Regions from separate parts of the Homo sapiens genome. Here region 1 is linked to region 2. A link is an interaction called in ENCODE POLR2A ChIA-PET data of the cell type or tissue named here. Cell type or tissue: PC-9. All regions are shown on one strand. Links, peaks and the distances in the headings refer to the core of each region. The heading gives the core; the rest is flanking DNA.

Region 1 (5,856 bases), core at 700-4,699, 530 kb after region 2:
GCCAGGCTGGTCTCAAACTCCTGGCCTCACACGATCCTCCCACTTTGGCCTCCCAAAGTGCTGGGATTATAGATGTGAGCCACTGCACTTGGCCTCAAAGCCGCTTTATCAGTGGTCTTGTCCACCGTGAGCTCTGTCCCCTTTGCAAGCTGACTCGCCCACCCCACCAGCAGCCATGTACCTTTACTGCCTCACAGCCCTGGCCTACAGAAACTCAGGCTCTCCAGGGAGAAGTGACCAGCCAAGACCCCCCAAACAGGATCCCTGACCTGCTGGGGGAGATCCCAGAGCAGAAGCCCCAGGACACAGCTTCCAGCCCTGCACTCCGGCTCTCCCGCCTCATGGGGGCTTCAGCACCATCAGAGCCACTCACCACAAGCGTGTACGGAGCCTCCTTCTTTGGCAGCTCCTCACTGGAAGTGGTGGCATCTGCTGAGCTGGGCCCTGTGGGGGACGTGTCAACAAAGCTCTCGTCCACCACCCGGAAGCGGATCTCCTCGCCGGTGTCCATGTAGAGGTCGTGTGCTCCTTCCTCCGTCTCGTACTCCCACACCCACACCTGCTCCGCTTCGTCGCTGAGGGGGTCCAGGGTCAAGGCAGCAACCAGATAGTGGGAGGGGCTTCCCTCAGCACCCACTCCCCGACCCCGCAGGAAAAACCAATCTCAGGGTGAGATCACTGTGGCTGGGAAGTCACAGGAAAAGCAGGTCCCAGCCCCATGCACAAGGCCTGGGCCAAACAGAGAGGAACAAGCGCTCTTGGAGGCCAGGACCCAGGAAGGGGAACATGGGGTCCCCAGCCAGGCACCACGGCCAGACGCACATGGATCTCAGAGCACCAGAGCAGGAGGGGACGAGACAGGGTCCGAGTCCCACCTCTCAAGACAAGAGCAACCTGGGCCTCCTGCCACGGAGCCCCACACACCCTTTTCATCAAAGCCTTGTGACAGGCTGATGGGCACCCAAGGACTTGCCGTTTTCAAGAGGACATAGTGGGATGGGAGGTCACCTGCCCACTTGGATGACAGGTGGTGAGAGAACCAGCCGGGCTGCGCCAGGTTTTCTAACACATCCTGGAGTCACATGCAGACCCAGAGCCGTGCTGCCACCCAGCCAGGGCAGTCCCCCTTGGCTCTCCATCGTCCCTGGCAGAGCCCACACAGGGGAGCCATGGGTTCTCTGGTGGCAGTCCCACTGTTGGGTCCTGCCTCTGTGCCAGGTCCCGTGCTGTGCACCGTGGGTACAGCTGTGACATGTCAGAGTCCTTCCCAGTGAGGAGCCTCAGATTTGTGGATAGCCCCACAGAAACAGACAACCCCAGTACAGCAAGGTGAGGGGTGGGACAGGGACAACGGAGGCCCAGGAGGAACACATCTTAGCCCACGACCCGGCACACAGGCAAGGCCTCACGTCCCAGGGACCAGTGCATGCCTCCAGGGCAAGTGATCTTTAAGATGATTCCTGCAGGGACAACCTAAGTGAAGTGAACCGGAAGTGAATGGTGTCCCCCAGGACACCACAGCTCTAATGGTGTGCAGTGTACAACCCAGACAGCCAAGCCTGATGGCCCCGACAAAGACAGGCATGTGGGCATCACATGACTCCCTGCATGGGAGGCACAGACAGGCTGGTGCCTCTGGAGCAAAAGCACAGGCGAGGGGCAGGCACAGAGGCCAGTGACATCAGGTTACAGGCCCCAAAGGCCACCCTAAGGAGTGGGGACCTTCCTTTGGAGAGGCCTGAGCTCCCTGTGACAAACCACTTTAACCCTTGGAGGATACAACTTGGCTGGCTGCTGCAGTGACTCTGGGGGGATGAGAATGTCATCGAAGAAGCCTAGAGAGACTGGAAGGAAGGAAGCAGGTGACGGCCTGAGATGGGGGTCCCAGTGGACGCCAAACACTGCGGGGTCTTATGCTTGACAGGCAAGCCCTGCCTGGGGCTGCCCACGAGGCGGATGTCGCTGTGGAAACCTAGGCCCCTTCCCCACCTAATGCCTCTGCGTACACCACCCACATAGCGGAGCAGCCCTGGGCAAAGCCCGGAGCACCTAGTCCCCAAAACCTCTGCACACAACAGGGGCCAGTGGGCGCTAAAGACTCCCAGTCACTTCCGCCAGCTTCAGTGCCCACCCTGAAGTCCTGAGTGACGGCCTCACAGTGAAACCGCACTGCTGATGGAGGTCCTCACACAACACATAAAAGGGAGGGTGGGCAAGCTTCTCTGACACCACGGGGAAGGTTCGGCCTCGACACCTGAGCCCTCCCCTGACCATGTGGGTGGACACAGACCTCCTGCCCCCACAGTGTTCCCAAGTCTTGTCTGAGGCGTCAGGGCCACTGTTACCGTGCACTCCTTCTGGGCTGCAGCCTTTGATCTTCCCAATGAGAATCTCATCTAGGAATGGATGAAACACCACGCAGCGAAAATGGACTGGAAATGAAGACAGCCCATCAGTGATGCTGACCGGGGCCCCAGTGCGCTCCCATGTCACCCTCAGGTGCCAGCACACCTGGGGGCCTGTGTGGCTGCTCCATGCCACATCCCCCTGCAAGCCTAGACCCTCCCTTTGTCTCCTGCAAGTTCACAGCATGGCCCCCACAGGGGGGCAGCAGCAGCTGTCCTGTAACTGGGCACTCCCAAAACTGCCAGGTTACTCACACCTGAGCCCAGATTCTGAGCCATCAGTGGCTCCAAAGTCAATTTCAACCTCCCTCCAGGCTCTCCTTCAGCTCCTAAAAAGGGCAGAAGCAACTGGTAAAGAACGCAGGGTTTGGAAACTCCCACCTCCTGCTGAGCAGCAAAGTCGGCCCCAGGCACAGCTCTGACCTGGAGAGGAGGCTAAAAATGCCCTGGTGTTGTGAGGCGCAGGCCAGCAGCCCAGCAAAAATGCCTCTGTGGGTTCTCAGGCCATGCTGCAGGTGGTCCCCACTCACCTGACTGCAAGGAAAACACCAGGTGGGGTCTGTGCCCACATCGCACACTCTGACCCCAGGCCCTGGCATTAGCTGTATGTCACCTTGTCACTCAGGCCCTTGCTCGAAGCCCCAAAGTAGGAGTCCAACGCTGACCTGAGAATCAGCACGCGGCTGCCCCCTGCTGGTTACCAACAGAGTTCCCACCGTGAGGATAAGGCAGTGGCTCAGAGCCAGGGTGACCCACTCACAGCCACATAGCCATGGGGAGACACCTGGTCTTTCTGTACCCACCAGACAGGGCCACCGGGTCGAATCTTGCCTTCCTCAGACAGGTTTAATCCCAAACACAGGCTTCCACGATGCCGTCAACCATTTAGTCGGCCAACATGCCCCCCAGGACGGCAGGGACCCTGGCATCAGCAGGGCATGAGGAGAGGCAGCCGATGGACCTCTCACCCTGGGAAGACACAAACGTGAGCCATCACAGCCACCATGAAGATGACTGGGCCTTGTGCTGACCTCCCAGAGAGCAGATGAGGGCGGCCAAGGGCCACTTACGCACAGATGGAAAAACCCTGTCCCCCACATGGCCCAACATTCAGTTTGGTTTAATAAATCCTCACAGAGGCCGGGCGGGGTGGCTCAAGTCTGTAATCTCGGCACTTTGGGAGGCCGAGGTGGGCAGATCACCTGAGGTCAGGAGTTTGAGACCAGCCTGGCCAACATGATAAAACACCGTCTCTACCAAAATACAAAAATTAGCCGGGTGTGGTACCAGGTGCCTATGATCCCAGCCACTCAGGAGGCTGAGGCAGGAGAATCACTTGAACCAGGAGGTGGAGGTTGCAGTACGCCAAGATCATGCCACTGCGCTCCAGCCTGGGCAACAGAGCAAGACTCCGTCTCAAAAAAAAAAAAAACTTCACAGAGCCTGCACCAGGTTTGTGCCAGGCCCAGTCTGGGCACTGGGCTCACGGGGGTGGGACAGCACATGATCCTGCGCCCAGGGAGCCCCAGGCTGGAACAACCACATCCAAAAGCAAATGCTGGGCACCCGGAGTCCCCCATGGATGGATGAGTAAACAAAACATGCTGGAGACACACAATGGAATATTATGCAGCCTTACAAAGGAAGGAATTCTGACATGCACTACAGTGTGGCTCAACCTCGGGCTGAACCTTCACATGGGGCCAAGTGAAAGCAGCCAGACACAAAAGCCACACAGTGTGCGACTCCATTCATGTACAGTGTCCAGAACCACATCCATAGAGACAGAAAGCAGTTAAGTGGCTGCCAGAGGCTGGGTGAAGGACAGGATTAGCAGTGACTGCTACTGGGCGGGGTTTCTTTGTAGGGTGATAAAAACGCTGTGGAATGGCCCCGCGCACGGTGGCTCAAGTCTGTAATCCCAGCACTTTGGGAGGTCGAGGCGGGCGGATCACCTGAGGTCAGCAGTTCAAGACCATCCTGGCCGACATAGTGAAACCCCGTCTCTACTAAAAAAATACAAAAATTAGCCAGGCGTGGTATTGGGTGCCTATAATCCCAGCTACTTGGGAGGCTGAGGCATGAGAATTGCTTGAAACCAGGAGGCAGAGGTTACAGTGAGCTGAGACTGCGCCATTGCACTCCAGCCTGGGCAACAAGAGTGAAACTCTGTCAAAAAAAAAAAAAAAAAAAAATTGTGGAATTAGATAGTGGTGATGGCTTAGCTGATGAGGGTGTTGTTCCTGGTGGGAGGGGGCCCTCTCCTGCCCTGCTCATATCTGCCTACTTACCATAACCCCTGGAGGCCTGTGGTGCCAGTCACTGTATTCCTCCATTCCTATAGTTCCTCCAAACTGGAACTTGCATCTAGAATTTTTAACAGATTCAACTCCTAGCGTTTAGCAACAGAACTGCCTCATAATCGGTGTTGAGTTCTTCCACCAGGAACTATATAATGCTTGTTTGTCTCTCTTTGGGGGAAGCTAAAAAGTTAATGATCATTGATGAGATCTGTCTTCATAAGGAGTTGCAAAATGGTGATAATGTAATTAAAAAAAAAAGATAGTGGTGATGGTTGCACAACTCTTAATATACAAAGCCACTAAATTGTATGCTTTGAAAGGGTGAATTTTGTGGTATGTGAATTATATCTCAGTGAAAAAACAGAAGGACACAGAGCAACAGGCTGGTCAGCCAGGAGAGTGCTGGATCTGCAGTTCATCTCACAAGAGCCCCACCTGGAGGTCTAGGGATGTGTAGCCTGCAGAGGGGATGCCTGGAAAGTCAGAAAGGATGAGTCTAAAGGACCATCAAGAAGAGGAAGGAAGCTGGGCGCAGTGGCTCACGCCTGTAATCCCAGAACTTTGGGAGGCCGAGGCGGGCGGATCACTTGAAGCCAGGAGTTTGAGACCAGCCTGGCCAACATGGCAAAACCCAGTCTCTACTAAAAATACAAAAATTATTAGCTGAGCAGGCCGGGCGCTGTGGCTCACGCCTGTAATCCCAGCACTTTGGGAGGCCAAGGCAGGATGATCCCCTGAGGTCGGGAGTTCAGGACAAGCCTGATCAACATGGAGAAACCCCATCTCTACTAAAAATACAAAATTAGCCGAGCATGGTGGTGCATGCCTGTAATCCCAGCTACTCGGGAGGCTGAGGCAGAATTGCTTGAACCCGGGAGGCAGAGGTTGCAGTGAGCCGAGACTGCACCACTGCACTGCAGCGTGGGCGACAGAGTAAAACTCTTGCATTTTTTAGAGACAGGGTTTTAGCATGTTGCCCAGGCTGGTCTCGAACTCCTGACCTCGTGATCCGCCCGCCTCAGACTCCCAAAGTGCTGGGACTACAGGCATGAGCCACCATATCTGCCCCGTGAAAAAGTTCTGGAGGTGGGCCGGGCGCGGTGGCTCACGCCTGTAATCCCAGCACTTTGGGAGCCCAAGGCGGGCGG
Region 2 (5,856 bases), core at 1,268-5,267:
GATACAAAGGCATTGTTTCCAGATGGCTACTCAATATTCCAGAATGATTTATTGCATAAGCCATTCTTTCCTTTGTGTATTTGGGTGTGTTTCAGGACTTTGTATTCTATTAATGTTGTCTATTTGTGTTCCCCCAAAAAGTATTTTAATATAATAGTTGTGTTTTTGTTTTTGTTTTTGTTTTTGTTTTTTGAGATGGAGTTTCACTCTTGTTGCCCAGGCTGGAGTGCAATGGCGTGATCTCAGTTCACCACAACCTCTGCCTCCTTGGGTTCAAGTGATTCTCCTACCTCAGCCTCCCGAGTAGCTGGAATTACAGGCATGTGCCTCCACGCACGGCTACTTTTTTGTATTTTTAGTAGAGACAGGATTTCTCCATGTTGGTCAGGCTGGTCTCGAACTCCCGACCTCAGGTGATCCGCCCACCTTGGCCTCCCAAAGTGCTGGGATTACAGGCGTGAGCCACTGCACCAGGCCTAATTATAATGGTTTTATAATATATTTTAATATCTGGTTGGGCTTGTTCCTTTCTCTTTAACAATTTCCTTAGTTCTTTTGTTTTTGTTTGTTTTTGTTTTTCAAGACAGGGTCTCGTTCTGTTGCCTAGGCTGGAGTGCAGTGGCGTGATCGTGACTCACTGCAGCCTCTACCTCCCAGGCTCAAGCAATCCTCCCACCTCAGCCTCCCAAGTAGCTGGGACTACAGGCACGCACCACCATGCCTGGCTGATTTTTGTATTTTTTTTTTGTAGAGATGGCATCTCGCCATGTTGCCCAGGCTAGTCTTGAACTTCTGGGCTCAAGCGATCCATCTGCCTCAGCCTCCCTAAAGTGCAGAAATTACAGATGTGAGCCACCACACCCAGCTATGAATTCTCTTCGTCCTTAAAACCAGCTTTTCTGTTTCTTGGGGGGTCTCACAATTAATTTATAAATTAATTGAGAAATAATTGGCATCTTTATAATATTTATTTCCCTCCTTTTTTTTTACACAAAGTTAGCATACCATATAATCTATTCTGCTCCTTGCTTTTTTTCACTAAACAATATATTCCAGAGATCTTCCTTTCACACTTCATAGATTTTCCTTATTCTTTTGTATAGCTGCATAGTATTCCATTGGTAGATGTACCATACCCTGTTTAATTGGTCCCTTACAGATGAATACTTAGACTTTGAATCCTTTGCTGTTACCACCATTACTGTAATGAAATCTTGTGCATGACTCCTTTTGTGTGTACACACCAGGTTCGATCCTACCACAGGGACTTTGCCCTTTCCTCCCCACCACCCATATTCACATGGCTCACTCCCTCACTGCCTTCTTTCTCCAAGAGGCTCACCCAGCCTTCTCAATCTCCCTATCCTGTTAAATTTTTTTCGTATAGCAATCATCACCTTCAGACAGAGTATATATAATTTACTCTTTGATTATGTTTATTGTCTGTTTCCTACCACCAGATTGCAAGGGTTTTTGTTGCTGTTTTGTTTTGGTTTTGTCCAACTTGTTCACTGATTTGTATTCCTGGCACCAGAAAGGTAACTGATACTAAAATAATAATTGCTGAAGGGCCAGGTTTGGTGGCTCATGCCTGTAATCCCAGGACTTTGGGAGGCCAAGCCCAGGAGTTCAAGACTAGCCTAGGCAACATAGCGAGACTCCATCTCTATTAAAAAAAAAGAGAGAGAGAGAGAGAAAGAAAATTTTTAAAAAGAAGCAAATATAAGCATAGCATTTAGCAGAACACAGACTAAAAAAAAAACTGTTGAATTAATATACAAATATATTTGTAAGATAAATTCCTAGAATGGGATTGCTGGGTCAAAATGTAGGTCTTCCATTTTATTTCAAATTAATCTTCTTTTTTTTTTTTTTTTTTTGAGATAGGTTTTCTCTCTGTCCCCCAGGCTGGAGTCCAGTGGCACAATCACAGCTCACTGCAGCCTCGACCTCCTGGGCTCAAGCAATCCTCCCACCTCAGCTTCCTGGATAGCTGGGTAGGTGGCATGCGCCACCACACCCGACTAATATTTTGTATTTTTTTGTAGATGCGGGCTTTCGCCATGTTGCCCAGGCTGGTCTCTAACTCCTGAGCTCAAGCGATCTGCCTGCCTTGGCCTCCCAAAGTGCTGGAATTACGGGTGTGAGCCACTGCGCCTGGCCAGGCTTTCTCATTTATTTGTGTAATAATCACAGTCCTTTTAGGGTTCTTTGTAGCTATGGTTATTTTCTCATTTCATTTCTAATTTTGTTAGAAATGGTCTTAAGAAGGTATTTTCAATATTTCAAGAAGTCCAAATTCTACAGGCTTGCTTGCACTAACTAGCAAAATAAAATGCTCCAAGATTTCCTGCTTTGAGCTAAAATGCTATTAGCTCAGTGGGGTAATGGTGGTGATCTCCTGCTGATATGAAGCTCTGACAGTAGCTTGAAAATTGTTGATGTGTAAAGAGTGGAGTTACAGCTTAGTTACCACTTAAAGGCAGGTATTCTCAATAGACAAGTTTTCTAAAACATGGATCTGTGGTGAAGGTGGTGGTATTGGGGCAAACAAAGGGGTCCTTGGTCAATAACAATGGCCAATAACCGTAAAGCTGTGTTAGGAAATCTCTTCTAGCCTTTGCTGCTTTGTGTTAACCCTTGTCAGCTTGGACAGAAGAGCCATAACCTGTTTAGCAAGAAACAGGTCCACTGTTTTTGTCCTGGATTGCCTGCAGCTGTTATTTCTAAAAGTTCTAAAAGTTCAGTTACCATGACAACTATGTGAAAGCCCCAGAACATCTATCAACTTTGAACAGAGTGAATCTGGATGGAGGTGCGGCAGAGTGGGAAGAGCAAGGTGTGACTCATTCATTCATTAAATGCCTCTTTTTTTTTTTTTTTTTTTTCTTCTGAGATAGGGCTTGGCTTTGTAGCCCAGGCTAGAGTGCAGTGGTGTAATCAAGGCTCACTGCAGCCTCAACCTCCTGGGCTCAAGCCATCCTCCCACCTCAATCTCCCGATACTTTTTTTTTTTTTGAGATGGAGTCTCGCTCTGTCACCCAGGCTGGAGTGCAGTGGTGTGATCTCGGCTCACTGCAACCTCCGCCCCCTAGGTTCAAGCGATTCTCCTGCCTCAGCCTCCCGAGTAGCTGGGATTACAGGCGCGCTGTAATTTTTGTATTTTTAGTAGAGACGGGGTTTCACCATCTTGGCCAGGCTGGTCTTGAACTCCTGACCTCATGATCCACCCGCCTCGGCCTCCCAAAGTGCTGGGATCACAGGCATGAGCCACAGCATCCGGCAAATCTCCCGATATTAAATGAGTTTTGAACACTCCTCAGTATCAGGCACTGGGGATACATAGATGAGCATGGCAGATAAGGGCTCAGGAAGAACTGTAGATTGTTGAAGAGTCAGGTTTTGTTTTGTTTTGTTTGTTTGTTTTTTGAGATGGAGTCTCGCTTTGTCACCCAGGCTAGAATGCAGTGGCGCAATCTCGGCTCACTGCAACCTCCGCCCCCAGGGTTCAAGCTATTCTCCTGCCTCAGCCTCCTGAGTAGCTGGGATTACAGGCACACGCCACCACGCCAGGCTGATTTTTGTATATTTAGTAGTGACAGATTTTCACCATGTTGGCCAGGCTGGTCTCGAATGCCTGACCTCGTGATCCACCCGCCTCAGCCTCCCAAAGTGCTGGAATTACAGGTGTGAGCCACCACGCCCAGCTGTAGGCCTATATTTTAATAGTATCTCTGCCTTTTAGTAGCTTGGTGATATCGGCCACTCACTAAGCTTCTCTGAATCTCATGAGCAGAATGGGGTTACTAACACCTCCTTTGCAGGGTGAGGCTCTGGATTTAGGGCACGTGCTATAGAAATGTTAGTTTCCTTCCTCCTAACCCTGGCTCAGCCATTTACTGGCTCTGTGGCCTGGGAGAAGGTCTTTACCTTCTTGGAGCTTCTGTTTCCTCATAGGTATCTCTAAAGTCGCTTCTACACCTGGGAGCCTTGGGCCCTGATGGGTTAAATATGGAAGCTCTGAGAAGCCAGGTTGGCTGCTCCAGCTCCTTCCTTCCCAACCAAAACAAACCCGGAAGTACAGGTTCTTTCTGATGACAGCAACCCCCAGCCACAGGTTTTCCAGGGCTGGGCTAATTTCAGACGAGAATCCCGTGCTTGTCAGACCAGATTTCCTGCTTTGGGACTTGGGAAATCCAGTTGCCTTAAACTGACCTTTCTCTGGGCCACTCTTCTTGTACCAGGTGGAGAACCTGTAGCAAAAAAAAAAAAACTGGTCACAGTCCGTAGACCCACGGCCTCGTAGAGAACGGCAGTGGGAGTCACGACATCGTGCTGGGTCCCAGGGACCTGGTGTTAAGTTCTCCATGGAGCTTTCTGTTTTTCTTTCTTTCTTTTTATAATTGAGGTGAAATTCACATAACAGAAAGTTAATCATTTTTAAGTGTACAGTGGCCAGGTATGGTAGCTCAAACCTGTAATACCAGCACTTTGGGAGGCTGAGTGGAGAGGATCGCTTGAGCTCGGGGTGAGACCCCATCACTATTGTTTTTTTTTTTTTTTTTTTTTTTTTTGAGATGGAGTCTCGCTCTGTTGCCCAGGCTGGAGTGCAATGGCGCAATCTCAGTTCAGTGCAGCCTCCACCTCCCAGGTTCAAGTGATTCTCCTACCTCAGCCTCCCAAGTAGCTAGGACTATAGGACTACAGGAGCCCGCTACAACACCCAGCTAATTTTTGTATTTTTAGTAAAGTAAGGGTTTCATCATGTTGGCTAGGCTGGTCTCAAACTCCTGACCTCAGGTGATCCACCCGCCCCGGCCTCCTAAAGTGCTGGGATTACAGGCGTGAGCCACTGTGCCCCGCCCTCCATCACTATTAAAATAAATAAATAAATAAATAAAAGTGTACAGTTCAGAATCAGTATATTCACAGTATACCCCATACTCATTAAGCACTCACTCTTCATTCCCCCGTCGCTACCCCCAGGCAACCACAAATCTGCTTTCTGTCTCTATGGATTTCCCTATTCTGGACACTTCATGTGAATGGGATCACAAAATATGTGACCTTTTGTGATGCGTCATTCACTTAGCATAATGGTATTTTGTTTTTTGTGAGACAGGGTCTCATTCTGTTGTCCAGGCTGGAGTGTAGTGGCACAATTTCAGCTCACTGTAGCCTCAACCTCCCGGGCTCAAGTGATCCTTCTACCTCAGCCTCCCAAGTAGCTGAGGCTAAAGGTGTGTGCCACCATCCCTGGCTAATCTTTGTATTTTTTTGTATTTTTTCACCGTGTTTCCCAGGCTGGTCTCAAACACCTGAGCTCAAGCAATCCTCCTGCCTCAGCCTCCCAGAGTGCTGGGATTATAGGCATGTACCACCGTGCCTAGCCAGCATAATGTTTTTGAGGTGCATCAACAATTTGTTATGGAGCAGGCCTTCGTTCCTCTTAATGTCTGAATAATAGTCCATTGCATGGGTACACGTCACATTTTATATAGCCCTTCACCAGGTGATGGACATTTGGGTGGTTTCCACCTTTGGCTGTCACGAATAGTGCTGCTATGAACATTCCTGTACAAGTATTTGTTTGGTTTTTTGGTTTTTGTTTTTGTTTTTTTGAGACACAGTCTCGTTCTGTCGACCAGGCTGGAATGCAGTGGCACGATCTTGGCTCACTACAACCTCCGCCTCCTGGGTTCAAGCGATTTTCCTGCCTCCGCCTCCCGAGTAGCTGGGATTACAGGCGCCCGGCACCATGCCCAGCTAATTTTTTTGCATTTTTAGTAGAGAGGGGGATTTCACCATGTTGGCCAGGCTGGTCTCCAACTCCTGACCTCAGGTGATCCATCTGCC

Evidence for each region. Peaks named below come from ENCODE experiments on the same cell type or tissue, not always from the same donor. Only the 100,000 strongest peaks of a DNase experiment are listed, where the experiment ranks them.
Region 1: POLR2A ChIA-PET joins it to region 2 with 7 read pairs; 1 of 35 experiments calls an interaction of 5 or more read pairs at or near these places.

What each region holds. Positions count from the first base shown.
Region 1 is chr22:41,530,314-41,536,169 of GRCh38, forward strand. It overlaps POLR3H (RNA polymerase III subunit H), which reads right to left. Exons shown (of 6, transcript NM_001018050.4): 3 at 2,346-2,432; 4 at 1,781-1,844; 5 at 374-575. Among named protein-coding and RNA genes, the nearest start is that of POLR3H, 11 kb to the right of the region's middle. RefSeq lists enhancers at 1,588-2,396, 2,397-3,205, 2,998-3,047 and a silencer at 4,092-4,386. In PC-9, for the core only: CTCF peaks have their summits at 3,080 (motif pointing left) and 3,282; a DNase peak (open chromatin) is centred at 3,088.
Region 2 is chr22:40,999,128-41,004,983 of GRCh38, forward strand. No RefSeq gene overlaps it. Among named protein-coding and RNA genes, the nearest start is that of RBX1, 51 kb to the left of the region's middle. In PC-9, for the core only: no CTCF peak of the experiment used is centred there; DNase peaks (open chromatin) are centred at 2,774, 3,354 and 4,134; H3K4me3 peaks cover 2,441 bases; H3K27ac peaks cover 4,000 bases.